Regions from separate parts of the Homo sapiens genome. Here region 2 is linked to region 1. A link is a loop called in an ENCODE intact Hi-C map of the cell type or tissue named here. Cell type or tissue: Caco-2. All regions are shown on one strand. Links, peaks and the distances in the headings refer to the core of each region. The heading gives the core; the rest is flanking DNA.

What was found. A loop is a pair of places that touch in the nucleus more often than their neighbours do. Peaks named below come from ENCODE experiments on the same cell type or tissue, not always from the same donor. Only the 100,000 strongest peaks of a DNase experiment are listed, where the experiment ranks them.
Region 2: a loop joins it to region 1, with 9 times the contacts of the local background. A loop is called at or near these places in 2 of 110 quality-filtered maps.

What each region holds. Positions count from the first base shown.
Region 1 is chr6:157,953,407-157,956,317 of GRCh38, forward strand. No RefSeq gene overlaps it. Among named protein-coding and RNA genes, the nearest start is that of SYNJ2, 27 kb to the right of the region's middle. In Caco-2, for the core only: a CTCF peak has its summit at 1,350; DNase peaks (open chromatin) are centred at 385, 935 and 1,325; H3K4me3 peaks cover 1,371 bases.
Region 2 is chr6:158,039,171-158,042,081 of GRCh38, forward strand. All of the region lies in intron 4 of SYNJ2 (synaptojanin 2), which reads left to right. Among named protein-coding and RNA genes, the nearest start is that of SYNJ2-IT1, 40 kb to the left of the region's middle. RefSeq lists an enhancer at 1,765-2,300. In Caco-2, for the core only: no CTCF peak of the experiment used is centred there; DNase peaks (open chromatin) are centred at 767 and 1,411.

The sequences.
Region 1 (2,911 bases), core at 206-2,705:
GGCTGGAGTGCAGTGACAATCACAGCTCACTGCAGCCCTGACCTCCCTCAACTGATTGTCCCACCTCAGCCTCCCCAAGTAGGTGGGGCTACAGGCACCCACCGCCAAGCCTGGCTAATTTTTTCAATTTTTTTGTAGACATGGGGTCTCAGCACGTTGGCCAGGCTGGTCTTGAACTCCTGGCCTCAAGTAGTCCTCCTGCCTCGACCTCCCAAAGTGCTAGGATTACAGGTGTGAGCCACCATGCCCGGCTCAAAGCCAGGATTAACATGGAGCACCGGCAGGTGTCATCTCTCCTGACATCCTGGGCTCCTTCCGTTCTCTGAACCCAGCCTGCTGTGTCCCACCTGGTGGCCTGTCTGCTTGCTGTCCCTTCAGCTAACTGTGGTCCTTCTCAGGCTAAGACATGGCATCTCCTTGAGGCCCAGACCAATCAGTGCAGTCATCACTAGCCCTTATTAGATGGAGTGGATTGAATTTCACCTGACGTTGCTCCCCTCTCTGTCTAAGGAAGGGTCTGGTGAGTGGGATCACGTCAGCAGAGCTCATTTCCTGCATGTGATTCTACTACTACCTTCTACTACTACCCTCCCTTTACCGCTGCACTCAGTCATTATTTCTATCTGATAGCTTAAAAAAAACAAAATAGAAAACCACTACTCATACCTGACCCCCCAAAATATACTGGTAGCTGCTCAGAGGACAGAATTAATTTTAAAAATAATCTAAATTAGGCAAACAGAGCGTGAGAAGCCGATAATCACGCAACTCCCTCCAGAAAAGGAAGTGGAGCAGGCGGGCGCCCAGCTGCAAGCCCTCAGAAGGCTCAGCCTCCAGCGCCAGGACCTGATTTTATTACTAACAAGGTGCGGTCCTCATTCTTTGGGTCTGCCACATGCCTCACGGTAATTTTCCAGGCAAACTATATCACATGATACTGGCTTTACTGTCCAAGCAATAAGCGCAGAGTCTCTGGCAGTTTGGACTTCTCTGAGATTGCACTGCTGAGCACGTAGCTGCGGCGGTCACAGGAACTCACATGCCAAAGAACTGGGAAGAATGTTTTAAAAACCTGGAAAGAACCGGTTTCCTTTTCTGCAGCCTAACAAATACCTCCTTGAGGGAAGTAGGAAGCTTTCAGAACTCCCTCACTATCCAGAGGCTTATCATTGTGTGAAGGATCAGAGTTTGTCAAGGCAAAGAGAATCAAAACTATTTACTCAGGCTTGGAATTGATCAGGTGCTCGGGAGGCTCGGAGCAGGGGAGCGGCGGCTCCTGGACTTTAACCCCCGTGTTTGTGGAAGCAGTGACTATGATGATGATAGGAGAGCTGGCGCCCTCACGCGCTTGTCACCTGCTGCGGGCATCAGTGAGCGCTTGCTGCCGCCTCTGAGATAAGGAGGGCTCTGTAGAAACTCACCTGGGCCACCTCCACTCGGAAGCCCTCCTTTCTTTCCTGCTAGACAAGAAGCGCCTGGAGCAGCCGAGGGAACACACCTGGTGGCAACGCCTGGTTCCCACTTTCGAACCTCAGGATTGAGAGAGGGATGAACGCGGGAAGTCTGAGGACACACTCTGTCCTGCCCTTAACTGTGACTGTCCGAGCCACCTAGGGGGACACGTGGGAGGCAGTCCCAGGGAGGCTGTACTAGAGAGGTGCTGCCCCCAACAGAAGCCGGGAGTCCCTGCCTGGGCCCAAGCTCCTGCCATTCTCTAAGTGATGCAGAGAGGGCCCCACCGCCGGGAGGGGCTTTCTGGCACAGCTGTTCTCGCCCCTGCACTCTGAAGAAGAGTAGATACCTAGATACAGTAAGTAAAGGAAAAGAACTGAGCATTTCTCTCCCTTTTTAGGAGGACCATCAATTTATCTTGGTCAAAGAAGGGAATTTCCTCATCTACCAATTTTCTGCTCATAGATGTATAGAAACGGTAGAATTTTTTAAAGACGGCCAGGCGTGATGGCTCACGCCTGTATTCCCAGCACTCTGGGAGGCCAAAGCGGGCAGATCACCTGAGGTCAGGAGTTCAAGACCAGCCTGGCCAACATGGCAAAACCCCACCTCTACTAAAAATACAAAAATTAGCCAGATGCGGTGGTGGGCACCTGCAATCCCAGCTACTTGGGAGGCTGAGGCAGGGGGAATTGGTTGAACCCAGGAGGCGGAGGTTGCAGTGAACCAAGATTGCGCCACTGCACTCCAGTCTGGGGAACAGAGCAAGACTCTGTCTCGAAAATGAAAAAGAATTTTTAAAAGACCATTTACAACCACCAGTGGAATCGTTATTTCTGCAGGAGTCATTAATTGATGCTTAAACAATTAGGCAAAAGTTCATTTCAAGGTGCCATCGTATGAGCCCACAGATTACTTGTGAATTACAAAGGGAAAAAATGTACTTTTACATTGCAGAGTTCCTGCCCTGCCACACATGCATGTGGAGGATAGTAGTGCAGTTGTACAACAGTGCCTTTGTACTGCTCTAATTTTTTTTTTTTTTCTGAGGCTGAGTCTCCCTCTGTCATCCAGGCTGGAACGTAATGGTGTGATCTTGACTCACTGCAACCTCCGCCTCCCGGGTTCAAGCAATTCTCCTGCCTCAGCCTCCCAAGCAGCTAGGATTACAGGGGCCCGCCACCATGCCTGGCTAATTTTTGTGTTCTTAGTAGAGACAGGGTGTCATCATGTTGGCCAGGCTGGTCTCAAACTTCTGACCTCAGGTGATCTGCTCACCTTGGCCTCCCAAAGTGCTAAGACTACAGGCATGAGCCACCACACCCGGCCTGTACCACTCTAATTTAGTGATTCAACTGAACCTCCTGACACGGGTGCCTCCTCGTGCCCCCTCTGAAACATGCGTGCACTTATCTATGTGCCATGCAAATGGAGTACGTGAGCACCCAGGGACCCTCGA
Region 2 (2,911 bases), core at 183-2,682, 86 kb after region 1:
TTTTGTTTATGTCACTTTATAGCAGTACTGATGCTTAGGTTGATCTAAGTTCGTTTTTAAAACACAAAACACGTCTTTAAGTGGAATGCACAGTTAGTATGCTCCTGCGAAGCGGCAGCCCCGCTGCCCTCCCTGGCTCTGCGGCCACCTGCTGAGGATGGTTCTTCTAGGATGAGTCAGGAGAGTGGAGCAAGGCTCAGCCTGCAGGTCCTTGCTGAGCTCAGGGAAGCAGCCCCGTGAGGATCGGGCTGCGTGGTCTGCAGGGGAACCTGCCTGGGACCCTGTGAGATTTACCTGTTTCAGGTGCCAGTGATCTGCTGGGATTCTGGAGAGGTCCCTCAGGGGAGCCTGGCACTTCCTACCCCCTTGAGTTTGCAAAGTCACAACTGAGGGCCTGGGTTGGGACGGTGTCATGAGCTCTCCATAAGCTTTGCTTATGGTACAGGAGCAGACTGTCTGGCGCTTCTGGAGACCTTTAACGTGCTCCTGTAGACAGTCGGGTAAACTCATTCTGGTAGCACAGCGTGGCCTCCCCCTCCACCTGACATCTGAGGAAGTGGCAGGCTCTGCATCTCGGTGGCCTCGCCCCAGGGTGCAGGGAGCAACTTTGAGGAAATTAGTGCTGAGCCTCCAGTAGGAAGGAGGACTGTGCTGGGGAGGCAGGTGAGCCCCTTGTGGTGCCGCCCGCAGGTCACACTGGCCTGGGGCCCCTGCAGAGGAAACAGGATCCACCAGCCAGGCCCGCTGACCATTTGGAAGTGGAGCGTGCACACAGGCGGCTGTGCGGTCATCGTCTGGCAAACAAATGATGGGACCGGACCAGGAGCAGACTGGCTCCCTGTGGTGGGGACTCTTGGCAGGCGGATCGGCTTCTTAGGAATTAATTCTCAGGAAGCCAGAAAAGGGGGACCCTGTGGCACCCTCTGCTTTTGCTTTGGTTTAACATGTTTCCTAGGAGGAATAATTAATCTTCTTTCTCTGAGGCAGGCTGTGTGTGTGTGTGCATGGGTTGTATGTGTACAGTGTGTGCGTGGTATGTGCATTTATGTGTTGTACATGTGTGTATGTGTCATGTGCATTGTGCATTTGTGTATACATGTGTGTGGTGTGTGCCTTGTGTTTGTTTTTCATGTGTATGTGTGCAGTGTGTGCATTTATGTGTTGTATACACACATGTGTGGGTTGTGTATGTGTTGTGTGTCTGCACGCACAGATGTTGTGTACATGTGTAGATAGCATCTCAGCCTCCTTGGGAGGAAGCCTTGAGTCTTTTTGGCTCTGCTGAGTCATAGCTGGTGGGCTTGCTCTGCAGTGCTGACTCACCACACAGAAAAACAAGACCAAAAAGTCCCCTCAGTCTATTAAAAAAAAAAAAGGATGTAAGATAAATATTTGGCTATTCAAGATAAGGCCACTGACTCATTCAGGGAGGTTAGGATGACTGCGTGTCCTCCCAGGAATGCAGACTTGGAGATAATTGGTTTGCAGACACTGTATCTGGAAGCAGAAGGTCAGCAGAAAGCCTTTCAGATAGAAGGTATATGTACCCCTGTGAGTTTTCCTGCCTCGTCGCTCTCTTTTTATGGCCATTAGGTTTCTGTTCCCACTGCTCTGGAAGCGTCACTCAGGGTCACCCTCTGGCTGCTCAGTCTGGGGTCTAGGCACTGGCCTGGCCTCATCACAGCACTGGCACGGGCCTCCGACTTTTCTTCCCGTGGCCCCACTGCTCTTCCCGGTCTCCCTCCCACCTCTTGTCTGTTCCTTCTTGAATCCCTCCTTCTTCCCACGACCCAAGCTCTCTCCGACGCCAGCAGGTGCCCGCATGCATAGTCATAGCGTCAGGGCCTCTGGGGAAGAGAAAACAGCTTCGTTTTTTGAGTGGCTACTCTGTGCTGGGACTATGCCCCCCTCATTTACCCCTCACAGCTCATCCCTTCTCCGTGCACAAGGTGACATGAACTTCATGTAGAGAGAGGGAAACTGAGGCTGAAGATGGCTAAGTAATGTGCCCAGGGCCACCCTGCTGGGCAAATGGGGGTTTGCAAAGTGGCAGTCGGACCCAGCTTGTGCTAATACCAGAGCCCACTTTCTCTCCTGCTTCCACTCTCTGTCCTGCCTCCCCACCCCAAGAGCCCTCTGTCAAAATGACATCTGTGAGGTGAGACATCACTTCTTCCACTGGTATTAAAAGTTGTTCGCCCAGAATGGAAATGTATCACTTGCATTTGATGGTCAAGTTATGCCTACTGCCTTGGGAACAAAGAAGACAGTCTTGATGATAGGACGGGGTGCAGATGTCACCTACTTCCCCTGTGGAGGACGGGGTGGAGAACTTTGGAGCTCCTTTCTTCTTGCTCCAGTGTGGGCAGGGAGGGGCATACAGAGCACTGACAGCCCTCAGTGTTTTCAGAAGCTGGTTCTGGGCAAGTCTCAGCTTGGGAGGAGCCTGATGTGATGCTGGAAGTGGCATTGTTAGCACTTGGGGCAGTCAGAGTGAAGGGAGACATTCCTCAGCCTAAATAGATCGTGGGCATTGGTTTTTGTTGTTGTTTGGTGTTTTTTGGATTTCACTCTGTTGCCCCAGCTGGAGTGTCGTGGTGCAATCATAGCTCACTGCAGCCTCATCCTCCTGGGCTCAGGTGATCTTCTTGCCTCAGCCTCCCGAATAGCTGGGACTACAGGCATACGCCACCATACCCGGCTAACTTTTTAAAAATTGTTTTGGTAGAGATGGGGGTCTCACTTTATTACCCAGGCTGGTCTCGAACTTTTGGGCTCAAGCCCGCCTCCCACCTTGGCCTCCCAAAGTGGTGGGACCGTAGGCGTGAGTCACTGCGCCCAGCCTGGATATTGTTAAACATTGTCTTTATATACAAATGTTGGTTTCTTTTCCAGGAACCTGGGCCTATGC